2 separate regions of the Homo sapiens genome follow, and region 2 is linked to region 1. The links are chromatin contacts, found by Hi-C or POLR2A ChIA-PET in ENCODE. All regions are on one chromosome and are shown on one strand. Each heading gives the region's core, a stretch centred on a gene start or an enhancer-like site at or near the end of the contact. The rest is flanking DNA. Distances are from core to core; before and after follow the strand shown.

What was found. Hi-C counts contacts between places; a loop is a spot of excess contacts on that map. ChIA-PET counts read pairs that join two places held with the same protein, here RNA polymerase II (POLR2A). Pooled maps may share reads with other maps.
Region 2: a loop to region 1 is called in a map of PC-9, with 16 times the contacts of the local background. The contact joins the promoter of NCOA7 here to the promoter of RSPO3 in region 1. A Hi-C loop is called at or near these places in 1 of 168 maps with a recorded cell type or tissue (PC-9), 13 of 37 single-sample maps with no recorded cell type and 18 of 50 pooled maps. POLR2A ChIA-PET finds 5 or more read pairs at or near these places in 2 of 52 experiments (H1 and activated naive CD4-positive, alpha-beta T cell).

What each region holds. Positions count from the first base shown.
Region 1 is chr6:127,115,393-127,123,252 of GRCh38, forward strand. It overlaps RSPO3 (R-spondin 3), which reads left to right and starts at 3,279. Exons shown (of 5, transcript NM_032784.5): 1 at 3,279-3,897. The coding sequence starts at 3,801. It overlaps LOC105377989 (a long non-coding RNA gene), which reads right to left. Exons shown (of 14, transcript XR_002956387.2): 4 at 3,509-6,344.
Region 2 is chr6:125,789,710-125,797,569 of GRCh38, forward strand. It overlaps NCOA7 (nuclear receptor coactivator 7), which reads left to right and starts at 1,251. Exons shown (of 16, transcript NM_181782.5): 1 at 1,251-1,358. RefSeq lists silencers at 1-83, 674-1,513 and enhancers at 537-1,037, 1,038-1,538, 1,734-1,833.

The DNA of each region.
Region 1 (7,860 bases), core at 2,029-4,528:
ATTCAACAATATGACAATCATTTTCTTTCCTTAGAGTGCCACTGCTGCAATGGATAAAAATAACTTGTTACTGTTGTCACTGCCTGGTTGGAATAAGTGGAAGGAGAGATGAGAAGTTGCAGTATCTAGTCGGGATATGCTTAGCCTCCTATCTTTGTTCAAAGCTATTCTATTCTCCTGGCCCAAGTCTCCCAGTCTCCTGGTTATCCAAAACTCCCTGGAACTAATGTGTTTTGGAGAAAAATAAGCAAATGTTGACCTCTATGCTGAGCCTATGGTTTTTAACTTTCTTTAGGCTTGAGCTCTGAAATCCACTGGCAGCCACAGGCTACTGTGAGTGTTGTTTTCTTGTTTGAAGAAAAAAAAAAAGGTACTATGTTTTAGAAAATATGCCATGGCATGCTTTTCATAAGCTTCTAAGACAGTTGAGGGAACGTAAAACTCAGCCAGGCAAGTAAACACACATTTAATATGACGGTAATATGGATCAGGAAAAAGTTATTCTAAAGCACAGCATCAAGAGAGAAAGAATACTCTCCTCGTTTATTTAATGTTTTCCTTATGTTTCCTCTGAGCAGAGCTTATTCCTTGACAAGCTTTTCCTTCCCACTGCATCTAGCACTTCTTTTCTGGGATGGCTCAAGAACTGTAGCTTCTCATTTGGTTTGTTTATTTACTTACACTGCCATTCCTGTTCTCATCCAAACTAACATGTGTCTGCACAATGCACAGTGAAAAGTAAATGTCTTTCTTCATGTTTATTTCCCTGAAGTTGTTCATCAAATAGCTTTTTCACATCCCTTTTGCAATCTCATCCCATCCGGCTCAAGTATCCCAGATTAGAAAGGCTGTCTCTGGAGTCCTTTTCAAAGGGAGCCTCCCATAGTCTTTAAATCCCCCATGTTTTATGGTGCAGATATTCAGGATTTGAGGTATTAGCAAGAAGGAAAGCAAAGCAGATGGGGACAGGCACAGTAAAATAGAGTGGCTTCTTTTTTGGATAATCATTATTGGAATTGTCTTGTTATCTGTAACTTCGCTGGTTCAAAGTGATAAACTCAGTCATTTATAAGTAGACACTTTGCAACAGATAAAGGATGGAAAGTCTGTGTGTGGGGGTGTGCACACACATGTGCATACAATGTACAGAAAAAGTTCTACCACTGAAAGAGGGATGTTGTAAATGGGAGCTCTTAAAAAGAAGGCAAAAATCATAATCCTGTTGAGGTGTCATCTTCCTCATAATATCAAACCTAAAGGAGACTATGCCTACTTTCGAAATTCCAACACGAGCATGCAAAATAATAAATGATATTTAATTAAAGAATTAACATCAAAAGGCCATCTCTCAGATTCTAATTTTTAGCATCTTGAAAATAATGCATATTTCAAGTTCCCTTCCTTTTGCATCCAGGCCACTTTATCGCCTCTATCCTACTTTTGGGATGTATAACAAATATACCACTAAAGGACTCCAGAGACATACAATTCACAGCATTGCAAACTTACAAAATGCTCTAATTCATGTAAATTTACCTAATTTACATAAATTGAAGGCAATCCAGTAATAGGGATTACAAATGGAGGAAGGAGATAGAAGTGCAAGTGTCACTTGCTACTCTGCAAGGCTTTAGCAATTGACTTACACTGAATTATTTGAGCACAAAAATTAGCAAAGCACCTATGAATCAGGGACTCTTTCAAAGTGACCTCCCAGAAGTTTGCTGCTGTGTTAACCTGTAGTGCTAGTGTAGTCCTTCAGATATTCTGTTAAATATAATACATAGGGCAGGCTTATGTTAAAATCACTTGAGGCTTGTGACTTTCGACTAAATACTTCTTCAGTAATTACTGAAAAGTTCATCGGCTGGTGCTACCGGAGAAAAGACGTGGAAAGCTCACCATTTACTAACGACAGCCAGGGTGTGCCCCACTCAGGGGTGCCGGCCCTCTGTTCTCCCATCCCTGGGTGGGCCAGAGCATCTTACTCTCTGCTGCCTTGGGCCTCCACTTGGGCTGGGAAGATAAGAAAGTAGTGGACCTTCCCCTTCCTTCCCCAAGACTGGGAAAATCTTTCCAAATCTTATTCCCAGTCTTCCAGATGCGAGATTAGAATGTACAACAGATCCTCTCAAGAACACTGGGAGACCGAGGGTGGGAGAGAAAACTCCAAGGGGGGCGAGCTGACTATAGAGGGAATTGCCTGAGCGGGAAAGGAATCTTCCAAAGCCACAGAAAAGCCTTGGTTTGGAAGAAAGCCGTAGCACAGCTGCATTTCCAACGGGAAGGTCCTGAGCGCACACACTTCTGGGTCCTCCCCGCTCGGAGCAGGTAAACCTCAGAGTAGCTGACCGGCAGCACCCACAGAGTTTCCTCCCCACCACCCGCCTGGCGACCAACTGCAGCCGAAAAGAAAGAAAGAAAGGAAAGAAAGAAAGAAAGAAGAAGGAAGGAAGGAAGGAAGGAAGGAAGGAAGGAAGGAAGGAAAGAAAGAAAGAAAGACAAAGAAAGAGGAAGGAAGAAAGAAAGAAAAGAAAGAAAGAGAAAGAAAGAAAGAAAGAAAGAAAGAAAGAAAGAAAGAAAGAAAGAAAGAAAGAAAGAAAGAAAGAAAGAAAGAGAGAGAAAAAGAAAAAGGGAGAAAGGCAACAGAGGAGAAGGTCAGGAAAGCCGGGAACAAGTCAGCAGCCAGAAACTCTCCAGCGATCTGCCAAGGGGGAGAGGGTAGTTGCGCGCCGGCGCTGGGGATGGGGTGGGGGCGCTGGGGCACAAGGGCGCAGGGGCGCACGGCCACCGACAGCCGGGTGCGCCTAGCTTGAGGCCGCGGAGAGGAGCCGAACTGGGATGGGTGGGGGGTCTTCGGCCTCAACACTGCCTGCCAGCCCCAGTGCGCCCAAGTCTCCCCGCCAGAGCTGCCCTTCTGGAGGGGCTCTTCGCACGCACTGCTTTCCCCATTCTTCTGGCTGGAATTCTCCGGCCGTCACTGCAGTGTCCAGAGATGCTGCGCTGTAGACCCGGGACCCCTTAGGCGCCTCTTCCCGTCCCTCTGCCAAAGCGCAACGCCTGTACTTTTCCAGCTCCCTCTTTCCCTCTTGAAATTGAAAGTTATTGAGGTCGCTCAGGGTTGTTGCTCCAGCAGTTTCCTTCCCCGCCCCCGAGCTCCCCCCCGCCCCCCACAGCCATCCCCCCTCCTCTCCCCCTCCCTGCCCTCCTCTCCCTCCCCCCTCCCTGCCCTCCTCCTCCTCCTCCCCTATGTGGTGCTCCCGGGAGCCCAGCCCAACACTGGAGCGTCTCCTGCTCGCGCACGCCAGAAGCAGCTCGGGGTCTCTCCGCCGCCCCTTGGCCATGGCCGCTGTGCCGACGGCGCCCGCTCCCCTGCGCTCCAGGGGCCCCCGCCGCTGCAGCCGCAGCCGCCGCAGCTTCTGAGCCCAAGGGGCCGCCGCTGCAGCCGCCGCCGCCGCCGCTCGCCCGCCCGGATCCCGCCTGCGGCAGTTGCCGCACAACATGCTACCTGCGGCCGCCCCGGCGGCTCCTGGAACCCCGGTTCGCGGCGATGCCAGCCACCCCAGCGAAGCCGCCGCAGTTCAGTGCTTGGATAATTTGAAAGTACAATAGTTGGTTTCCCTGTCCACCCGCCCCACTTCGCTTGCCATCACAGCACGCCTATCGGATGTGAGAGGAGAAGTCCCGCTGCTCGGGCACTGTCTATATACGCCTAACACCTACATATATTTTAAAAACATTAAATATAATTAACAATCAAAAGAAAGAGGAGAAAGGAAGGGAAGCATTACTGGGTTACTATGCACTTGCGACTGATTTCTTGGCTTTTTATCATTTTGAACTTTATGGAATACATCGGCAGCCAAAACGCCTCCCGGGGAAGGCGCCAGCGAAGAAGTAAGTGCAGGGTTTTTTACGCGTTTGCTCCCTCCCGCCGCGTTCACCTGTCGGGTCGCTTTGCCTGTCCGGAGCCGGCTCCCAACTGCAGCGGTCCTCCCGCCCTGCGCCTCGCAGAGGAGATGCAGGTTCGGGCTTTGGGGGTATGGACGGCGTCTTTCACCCTTGCCTCTCGGCGCCCCTGCCTTCCGCAGCATCCTAGCCGGTGCGAGGGGCGGGCGGACGCGGCGCTAAGGTGGCTCCCGCCCCATGGTAACTTCAGGTTCGCGGGAAAGTTCGGTCCTGGGTTAGACTCGCACCCGGGATTTGTGCTTTCCTTTTGAGGATCGGACAGGGGCACCCAGCCGAAGGCACTTGGGACTCCCAGACGCAGGATGCCTCTGACCGCTGAGTAAATGACAAGGGAGGCGCGGCCGCGGTACCCGCTCACCTAGCGCAACCGCCTCGCGCGGGGAGACCTCGGCTGGGCCCTTAGGCTGGACTCCGGTAGCCGAACGCCCGCTACCCGGCCAGGAAGCCAGGGAGCGAGCGCCTGCGCGGCCGCATCCCCGACACGCACCAGCGGAGCCAAAGGGCGCGCGAGGCGATGGGGTTCGCGTGTCTGCGCGTTTGCAGAGCTGCCGGACGTCCCCCGCCCGAGGGTTGAAGACAGCAAAACCCCAGCTGTGGGGAGCCGGAGGTGCGGAGTTTCCAGGTTCTCTCTTGTCACATGTGAGCGTCTGTACCATCTCTGGCCCTTTCAAGTGTGTCCCCTGGGACACACACGTACAGAGAGTGGGGTCTCCCTAAAGATTCGCCTCCTCGCTGCCCTTAATGCTGTTATTTGGAGGGTTGGATTGTGATGGCTTCTTAAGACGGTGTCCTAGCTGGAATTAAGCGGACACCACCACGGCAGCCTCAACCTGGGTTGGTCTGTCTGAAAGGTAGAATCTTCCCAAGATGAAGGGACAGATGCGAAGGTGTCACCTCTCCTCGCTCCAGGGTAGCCTGGCGCCCTCGCTGCTCTAGTGTCTGTGTTCCCATGGGGAGTCCTTTCGCAGATCTCAGAGCAGGGGCGACCCTGGCTCTATGGTTGGGGGCGCTGGTGGAGAGAGGGAGGAGGAAACTTCTCCTGGAGCTCGCGAGGGGCAGGAAGCGATGCTGCTGCTCTGGGCTCTCGCACCTCCGCGGCGTGCAGCCCAGGCCCAGCGGCCCCACCTGGTTTCCCAAGGGGATCCCTCTCCCAGCGTCCCGCCCGGGAAGCCTTTCGGGGCAGACGTCGGGGCAGCGCGGAGGACACAACACCGGCTTGTGTGAGATGGAAATTTAGTAATCGCTTCTCGGCCGCTGTTTGTCCCTGCCCTGCCCCTGGGCATGAGGGTCCCCTGAAAGCTCCCTTTGTATTGCTGGCCTCGGCCAGACAAGGTTTGATTCACCTGAAAATTGCCTTTTAAAAAGGTGGCAGTGCCAGAGCGACAGGGGCCCTGGCCGGGCCTCACCGCCTTTAGGATCACCTAGCAGGGGGCAGGAGAGCCCAAACTAAATATGTCAGGGCATCCGATTTATTATTCTTGGCCTCCGAATGGTGTGTACTCTGGTAACTCCCCACCCACTCTTTCATTCCGGCCCGGACGCGGAAGGGGAGGCCTGGGGTTCAGCGGTGTCCACGCGCCTGGCGGTCCCCGCCTCCTCTCCTCCCAGGGTCTGGCCTGGGGAATTGAGTCTCAGGGTCAGTGGGCATAGGGAGCCCGGGCTGGAGCGCAACCCACTCTGCTTTCCATCCGCTCTTCCAGCCCGTGCCCATTGGGCGTCCCAGAGCACGCTCTCTCCTTTACCCCCACCGAGGACCCCCGGGCTGGGAGCCACACACTTGTCAAGGAGGGACAGGGTACTGAGTGTCAGAGGCGTCTCGCTTTGCAGTTTTGGGGCCCCTGATTCTGAAGGAAGACACAGGAAAGAAAGCTTGTAGTCCTTTTGTGCCCACCTCCCCCAGCGAGGACCACGGCGCAGGAAGCTTTCCCCGGGCGCTGCCTCAGGGAGCTGTGGGATGATGCACCTCTAGGTTGGGCCGAGAGGAGTCAAAAGGCAAACTGCTTTTCGACCTGCCTTAATCATCTCAAGGCCAAGTCAAAGGAGACCTCTGTTTGTGTTGAGGGGATGAAAGAAGGAATAGTGGAACTGGGTTGCAATTCCAATTTTTCTGTGGGAGTGGGACTGGGAGACAGCACCCACAGCGATGCTCTTGCTCCTTCGCACTTGAGTCTGCGTTTGCGGCTTGGTTTGCTGGTGCAATCCTGGTAGAGGGGCGACCCCTTGCGTCCTCGGAGGAGACAGACTAGACTCTTGGCAGGTGCAGTATGACTTAAGGAGGAAGGAGTGGAGGGTAGAGAGGTCCTCTTTAAATGCCCAGAAACTCAAGGTCAAACTGCATGTGCACAAACTCAGATATACCGTTTGTTTTGAAATCTCTGGGGGAAAAAAACGAACAAAAAGATTCAATTCACAGTTCCTGTTTCTCAAGTAAGGACTAGGAAAAGTTTTTAAAATGAAAACATGTGGTCAAACGTGTTTTCAAAAGAGGCTGGCTATCCTAATTGTTTCTTCAAGAGACAATTAAGTGAATATTTAAGGAGTCTTCTGGCCTGTAGTTATATAGTTTCAATTTCCTAAGCTTAAAATCATCAATAAAGATATGACAGGTAGAAAATTAGGTGTTAAAAACTTCTACAAAAAATTTAATGGTCTCTCTTGATTTAGTAGGAAACTTTTTTGTAAACAAGAACATTCATTTGAAGTGTTAAATATTGTCATGTCCAAAGAATCATGCATTATCCTCAGAAATAGCAAATAAAGCCATATCAGTATTCTCCTGTTTCCCTAAAACAACTGTAATTCCATTTGTCTCTACTTTGATATAAACTAGTGATCCTAGTTATTACAAACTAGTGTTTCTTCTCATAAAAGAAACAATGTTTTAAGACAAGACCCTTGTACTTTAAAATGTCTATTTAGTTATGGGTGAATAAATACACAATAAATTTTTATCTATTTGAATTGGTATACAGCTCTTAAAAATGACTCAACCTTTGAATTCCAGATTGTGTGCTAATAACATTAAGAAGCACTTTTTTTTTGCCATAATGATAGCCACAGAATCTTAGTGGGGCCTCACATTTTCACGTGGATTAGTTGCTTGGGCCCTGAAATAGCCACTGAAGTGAAGAAGCAGGTACTTATCTTCCCATCTTAGAAAGAAAAGGCCTGAGAACTAGAGGCTCAGTAACCTACATAATGCCATATATCTAGCAAGTGGAACTTGTCTCCTGCCATGAATCTCACAGTTATGTACACCTTTATTCTATATTCTGGTCATAGAGAAGATATCAGGTTTATTAAGTAATAAATTAGATGGTCTCAAGGCCATCATTTATTCAATAGGTTTAGAGAATAAACTGTTCTCCTTGACTGGAAATTTTTGAACTCATTATTTTATATAATGGTGATCAATGTCAAAGAATTAAATACCTAATAGTAAAGTTTTCTAAACGGAATATATCATTTGATTATCTAGGAGATACTATGGGATTATTCTGTGCCAGAAGGTTATTGTTAGAAACATCAGATGGCATTTAGCATCCTTTTTATTTGATGCCATCTAGTAGCTCGGTTTTAATTGTTCAGACTCTAGATAAATGCAAGTTTTGAAAAGCCATTATATGCATAATAATTTAAAAGCACTCATTGCACAATCTATAAAACTTCGCAAGTCTTTCATAAAGACGTCTGAAGAAAGAGAGAAAGAATAAAAAGGAAATAATTTTCATGGTAATAAAATAAAAACAGACTATTGGAATGTACTGGTCATTGCTCATGACATTGTTTCAGATGTTGAGCCAGTCTTTGAAATTATGACACACCCTTTGTGATTATGTTGTGAATCCTGGAAAATAACAAGTTAACTGATAAAATAGAAAAATCTTTAAT
Region 2 (7,860 bases), core at 1-2,500, 1.3 Mb before region 1:
ATGACCACCTGCTGCTGAAATGCCAAAGCCACCACTGTTAACGCTTTGCTCCGCCTTCCAGAGAGGTTATTACAGCTTAAGCTGCGTCAACAACCCAGAGGAGGCTGCTATCTAGTTTATCTGTGTGGAAGGCCTGTAACACACTGTTAACAGAGTAGTTGCAGGCCCTTCCTTGGGATATTTTTCTGCGTATAAGAGTGAATGAACTCCACGGCCAGATCCTCCTAGTCATGTTGCAGTGCTGGTCATGGGACCGCAGAGGGAACAGCACCCAACTGGGGATGGGGAGCTCACAGGCACAGGCCCCGCAGCTGATGCAAACCTTCCCCCTCCAAGGTTCTCTCGAGTCTCTGCCAAGAGTCGGCTGGAGGGCCCAACTGCTATGTTCTTATTGCTGTAATGACTGCAATTTGGCAGCATCCAGGATGGTGTACCGGGAACGGGAGGGGGAAGGAGATGGTGGGCCCCTCTGTTAAACGCAACGCCAGAAGGGACACAGGATGAATTTATTGTGGCCATCGGTCCTGAGCTGGAAGGAAAGTCAAAGGGCTTTAAAGCTGGGGAAAAGCTCTAACTCCTGCTCTGCTGTCAAAGCCTTACTTCCCACGAAGAGTAGGGGCCAGGCGGGCCAACTGTAAGGGGGAAGCGGCCCGGGGTGAGGTAAGAGGACCCTCCTAGGTGCCGCTGCCAGGCGGCGGTTCGCTGGGGCAGCAAGGCGCCCGCACTCGGGAGGCGCCACAAAGGGCCGAGGCCTGCGGAGGCCGCACGCGCAGCTCTCCGGGGCGGAGCCGCCGGGATCGCGGCAGCGGAGGCTGCAGCAGCCGCGGGTAGCCGGGGTGCCCAGCCTCCCAGCTCGGAGGTCGCGGGGGGCGGGGAGGATGCCGCAACTGCAGTCCGAGCGGCAGAGCCCGGCGCGAGCTCCCAGGCCCCCGCAACCGCTGTGAGGCGCAGCGCGCGCCACTGGCCGGGAGGAGCTAGAGGCGGGCGTCTGCACAGCGTCGCGCCACCCGTGACTGCCCGCCTTCAGCCGGGCCCGGGACCCCGTAGCGGCCCATGCCCTGACGGGGGGCGCAGCTGCGGGGCTGGCGAGGCGTCGCGCGTGGGAAGAGGCCTAAGACACCCCGACTGCGGCGGCTGCGCACACCCGATCCGGACGCGGGGCCCCGCGGGCGCGCGCCTCGGAGCTCCCGCCTCCTCCTCTTGCTCCTCCTCGGCGTACGGTCCTCCCCTGACCCCTCCTTCCACCCGCCGAGAGGATGCGCTCCCCGGCGCCCAGCAGCAGAGGCCACCGCTCCCAGAAATGCATGCGACCGATCCCCTTCTCCCGGACCCCAGGAGCCGGCGCCCCCGCCCTGTAGGTAGGTGGTGAGGCGGGGCCCAGCCCTCGCCGCCGCCCGCCGCTGATGCTGCCGCCGAGAGGCCGCGAGCAGGGTCCAGGACCGGCCAAACTTGCCTCCCGCCGGGGGCTCGGTGGAGCGCTCGGAGGTGTGCTAATGGCGCTGGGCGTAGCCCCCTGTGAACCTGAAAACCTCTGCTTGAGCTCGGGAGGCCGAGCGGGGGCGAAGGAGAGATTGACCCTTCCCCGCCCACCCCTTGGGGGGCTCGTGGGGGTGCGCGCCAGTACGAGAGTGGGGAGGACAGGTTGGCATGGGGCTTATTTGGGGAGAAGACCGTTGGATTTTCAGCAGCTCAGGTGGAAATATGTCACTGTGTTTTTCCGGCTGGATTAGCAGATGCGTTCTTCCCATCTTTCTAGCCAAAACATGTAGACAGGCAAAGGGTTATTAGTGGCATGTAGAAGTCGCTGTGGATTTTTGTGTATTTCAGAGCTAGCTAGTTGGTATATAAAATCGATGGGGCAAACCCTTACCGTCAACACGTTAGGGCCAATTTAGAGAAGGTCCTTCTAGAAGTCAGATTATTCTGGAGATCGATGAGGCTGGGATATTGTTGTGCTGAGTATTTAGGAGCCTCTGCTTACGTGAAGGGATGTGTTTTAAGAGTGGCAACTTTGATACAGGTGTCGGGAGTTGAGATTCTGCTGGAAAGATGTACCGGGTCAGCCAGCAGAGGCAGCCTTGTGCCCAGCCTAACTTCCAACTCGATGTTATGCTCTGTATTTCTCAGAAACTGGTTATGTATTAATGCTTTTTTTCTCCTCTAGGTGTAAAGTTTATACATCAGAGCTTTTGGCAAGATTCCCTCTTCCCAGACTATCATTTTTTATTTTATATTCAGCAATAAGGCTTAAAGTTTTGAAAAATGCATCACTGTAAGCTCCAATTTTATAGTCACTTAGGTATAGAGATTTGGAGAAGTGACTCAGTATAAGCTCAAATAGGACAGAATCTTGAATCTGTTTTTTTTTAAATCCTGTAATCTTCTGCATCTTATGCAGAATAAGTACCCATTAGTTATTTGTTGAATGAATGAACTGTGTTTCAAGCTTTCATCTAAAAACCACAATTTAGAATCACAGAATTGTTCTGTAGCCGGTGAAATTTAATTGAATTTCAAAAATTGCCTCTTTGTATAAATAGGCAAACTCAGTTATTTTAACATTTATATTTCAATTCTGACATCTTTAGGACCATATGCTATCTTTCTGTAATATGTCATCAAGGTTATGAGGTAATTCTCCCCAACTCTTAAGTTCATTTCATGTCTAAGCTTGCAAAATTTCCAGTCTCACTGGTAATCATGCCAACTTCAACTGTGCTCTCAAACACAATTTAAAAAGTAAAAGTCGTGTTTTAAAGAAAATTGTAAGTTACGCCAGAGGAAACAATGATTTGGTTAATAAGTGATGTATTCACTTATTTTAGAGTTGAGTTTTTCAGGTTTGATCTAATTATCATGTCTTTTATCACAGGCAAAAGTAGAAATAAAACATGTAGAAGTGTCTGTGATTCTTAAATGATTCAAAATGTGTGATATAGATACACAATTTAAACTGTTTTCTCCTCGGTATAGAAACACATCAGTTTCCAAATTTGACAGCCAGGGGATTGTGAAATGAGGGTTTGCAAGATACAGTGTCTTCCTGCTTTAAAATGTTATATCATTTTGAAAAAAAAAAAGAAAAACAAGGTTAACTGCATCAAACTTTATTTGCTTTATTTTTACACTATGACATTTTCTGTTTTGATTTCATCTTTTTTCCATCACATGAATTTCATGAGTCAGTGTGAACTTCTTTCAGTCTCTGCTTAACAATATTATCTGGGCATGCTCCCAGGTTTTCTTTCTGACATTTTAATGCATCTTTACCATCTTCACTTCATATTACTCAAATGACTTATTTTTACACAATATGGTAGGCCATACTTTATTACTATTGCTTCTCCAACCTACTTATTTTCTTCCTAGATGGATAAGGAAATAAAACTTTCCTATAAAAGTTAATAAGACTGCAGGAACCAACAGTGGGAGGGAACTTATGAAAAAAATTAATTTGTTATGATTTATTAAAACAAAGCCAAAATTCCCTCCTGTAATAAAGATAATTACATTTTACACTTCTTAAATTTGTAACCCAGGGTATTGAGCAATTAATTTACCTGGCTCTTCCTTGCACACTTTAAGCTTTTCAAAAAAGCCCTCCCCTTTGGTTACAGTAAGCTCTCTTTACCTTGTTACTTATAAGCACTTATTTGTTCATTTTACAAGTAGGAGTTGAGCCTTTAACTGCTCAGTTTAACTGCTATTACTTTGGCTTTGGAATCACAGTCAAATAAAAGCTCTAATCTCAGATTTGAAGAGGTATTTTTCTCTTCTGTGTGTCCTACAACCAAATGCGCAGTGCCTCTGGGATTGGTTGACTCACTTTTGGGTCCTACCTCCTGATCCCCCAGCACTCCGCCCCCACAAGCACCACCAGAATGCAATCCAAGACCTGGATTTCCTCTCTTTATCTTCCTAAAGGCTGTATTTTAGAAACCTCTATTCCTTTCTTGCTAAATGCCATTTACTATTGTTTTTAAAATCCCAGCCCATAATTTTTTGTTTGTTTAAATTCAACAGGATCCACTCAATTCACTTGTGCTAAAATCAGAATTGTTGATTGCAGAAAAAAATATACAGAAGTAAATTTGTATGACCTTGAATTTCAGATATAGTGAATACATAAAGAGTGATTGTTGTCTACTGGTCTCCCCTCAACAGTGATACAAAATGCATTTGTTTCTGTACATGCCAGAGAATATGAATTTTCTGTTGCTAAATTTGATCAGAAGCTTAATTGAGAGAAATGATGTTTACGGGGGGTTGGCTGAACAAAGGCCATGACGTCAACCTATTCCCTTCCAATACTAGCTGTTAGACCAGAAGTCTAGCCAGATCTTCAGAAGCTGTACTTTGGTACCTTGTTTTGCATCCTTAACACCCCCCCATATGCCCACACTGAGGGATTTTATTAATACAGTCAGAGGAAACTTACTATTATGTTACTTTCGAAATGTGGTTATGATCATGGTACTTTCTATAGTTTCTGTTTGAAGACTCATGCAAGAAATTCCATTTAACTTTAAATGCCAAAGAAAAGCTTTACTTACCCTGAACAACTTGTGTGTGTGTGTTTGTGTGTGTTCTTTTCATCATGCAAAATGAGAATCAAATCATTGATTATATTTCCCTTTCTAACTTGGCAACTAGGAAATGAACAAATTTGCAACTCAATTTTAATAATCATATAAAAATTCATAACCTAATATCAATATTTTATCTTTTCCTATGGTCTTGAGCTTCTGTTCTACCTTGTTTTTCTTGATTCTGATGTTTATCTAATTATACTTTTCCATTTGATTGAATTATATTCTTTTAAGATGACTCATATCCTTTGTGGAACAAGGCAGATTATAAAACATAAAACCAAATAAATGAAGCCATTGCACAATTGATCTCTGGACACAGTATGTTTTTGATGAACAAGTTTAATGGGTTACATTAAATGTTTTGAACAAGAATTGCAAATTTAGTACATTTGAACTTAGCCAAATGGAAAACAATGTTACATAGTTTTACAAAACTTTTTTTTAAACTCTTACATTTATATTCACTCATTACTAATTTGAAATTAATAAAGCCATTCAATTTAAGTCAATTATATTTGGAGTACCTGCCTTAAACGCTATATAGGTTGAACAGGAGTTTCAATAGAATAAAGTCATTTTTAGCTGAAGGGCTAGCCTAACTTAGCATAACACTCACCAGAGTGAATCGACAATCTGACCTTCGCGTCAGTGATTCATGTGATTTATCCTTGTTTTAATAAATCAGAGTCTTCTCTGAGCCTCTTTTATTTACCATGAAATTTAAAAGATTGAGCTCCTGGAGTTAATTCTTCATACTGATGTTTTGACACCTAATTGTTAAGTTGGTTGAATTTACCCAGGTAACTCATTATTTACATCGACATGATAAGTTAGGCTTGATATATTTATCACCACAGTAAGCAGAAAGATTGGCCTTTCTCAAGGGTCAGTCATTGGTACAGTCTGGTAGCCTTTGGCATAAAAATGATCTGAATTCAAAAGTGCAACTTAAAACATAAGAGGGGGTTTGGAGGGGGACCTAGGCAGGTTTTTACATAGAGGCATCTCATTCTGATAACCTTCATGTCTTTTTTTAAATTTATTTTTAGAATAGGTAGTATCCTCATGGTTCAAAAGGTACGCATGGCTCTAGAGTGAAAGTACTCCCTCTCATCCTCATTCCCCTGTCACCCATTTCACTAATCCACAGGTAACCAGTGTTAGTTAACTGAGAATCTTCTAGTGACATTTTATGCATATGCAAGCAAATATGAACATGGAAGCTGCTCATTTTCTCTCCTAACCTGTCTCTGATTCACTCTGTTCTATTCCCACTGCCTCTGTTTGGCTCCTTAGATGCCTTGGAGTGTTGTCTGCATTCTGCCTTGCTCTGCATTTCAAGCTGTCCCCATTTCAGCAGGCTGTCCTTCTAAACTTCCCCCTTCAGACCCTGTAAAACATTTCCATCATACACAGGAAGGAATCTGCACATCTTACCCTGGTCTCTTGGACCCTGAGAGATTCATCTCCTGTCTGTATCCCTCCTTGTCATGCATTTTACCCACAGTCATTCTTAGCTAAGTCCCCTTGACCCATTTCATAGACCCATAAAAAACCTGATGAAAGTTCAAGTTGTCATCATGCACAGCAAATACCATTTGCCAACATATCCTTGTTTGTGGACCCCCAAGTTAAACATTTGTGTTTTAGTAATACAAAACTAATTGCCAGTTTCTGCACGTGGATAGAGTATGATTTTTCTTCTCCATGCTGTTCCCTCTGCTTGGAACATGCTGTCCAATTTTCATGAGCAAGCCACTCTCATTTCTGGTGTCATCTCTAGGGGCCTTTCTTCCTTGAGATTCTGTAAACTCATGGAGCCTTCTGCATGAAACTTAGTGTCCCAAGTAGGCTTCCATACTAGGAGTAATTTTCTATATTAGCTATGTTATAGCTAATAGCTATATTTTGCTACTAGCAAAATTGACGTTCTGGTAAAAAATTAACCATGATTTTGGATAGCATGTAAGATTGATAAAAAAAAATTAGGGTTGAAGATTTTATTTAATCATTCATCCTTCTTCTCTCCCCACCCCCCACCCACCTCAATATAAATCAGTAGTCCCTCAGTATCGTGCAGGGGATTGGTTCCAGGTAGTGGGTTCCAGGACCCCTGCAGATACCAAAATCTAAGGATGCTCAGGTTTCTGATATCCAATGGTATAGTATTTGGATATAATCTATGCACATCCTCCTGTATATTTGAACTCATCTCTATATGACTTAAAATACCCCAATTCAATGTAAATACTAAGTAGATAGTTGTTATAGTACACTGTTTGGGGAATAATGACAAGGAAAAAAGTCTGTACATGTTCAGTACACAACCATCCAACCATTCATTTTTTTCCTCAATTTTTTTTTTTTTTTTGAGACAGATTCCCACTCTGTCGCCCAGGCTGGAGTGCAGTGATGTAATCTCGGCTCACTGCAACCTCCACTTCCCAGGTTCAAGTGATTCTCCTGCCTCAGCCTCCAGAGTAGCTGGGATTACAGGTATGTGCCACCAAGCCTGGCTAATTTTTGTATTTTTAGTAGAGACAGGATTTCACCATGTTGTCCTGACTGGTCTCGAACTCCTGACCTCAAGTGATGCACTTGGTTGGTTGATTCCATGGATGCAGAACCCATGGATATGGAGGGCCACCTGTGCATGTCCAGATCAACTTTTTAAAGCAGCCCTTGCTTACTTTACTAATTCTCAAACATTGTGTTAACACCCATTAAAAATAGCTTTGGTATTTATTATGACACTCATCTGGGAGAGTGTCTTTTATTCCTCCCACTCTAGTTTTCTTCTGTAGTTGGTACATAAAGGGACGAAAGCCTCCAAATAGGGTGTCACTGGAGTTTGGGGATTAGCCAGGCAAAAAGGGTACTCTTAAGACATTGAAAGGATTGAACATTGACCCTGATAGATGACATGAGCCATTTGGAGAGAGTGGTCCAATCTAAGAAGTGACTCCTAAGTAGGTGAATGAAATACTTTTAATTCCAACCCAAGTAATCAGAGGCCTTAAGTGCTTGGTTTTTATTGCAAAGTACCTGGCATGAGGTAATTTGCTTTTGATAGCTGATTAACAGAGGATTTAGAAAATAAGAGTTTAATAGTGTTTGTTCAACACTGTTCATGTGGAATTTCTGACTAGTGGGTTATTCTTATCACTAACCAGGTATGCCTTATAGAATAGAAATAATTTGTGAGATGAATCCAAAGGTCTGAGATCCCTTAAGAGCTTTCATGTTTCTTCTGTGATTCTGGCCTCGC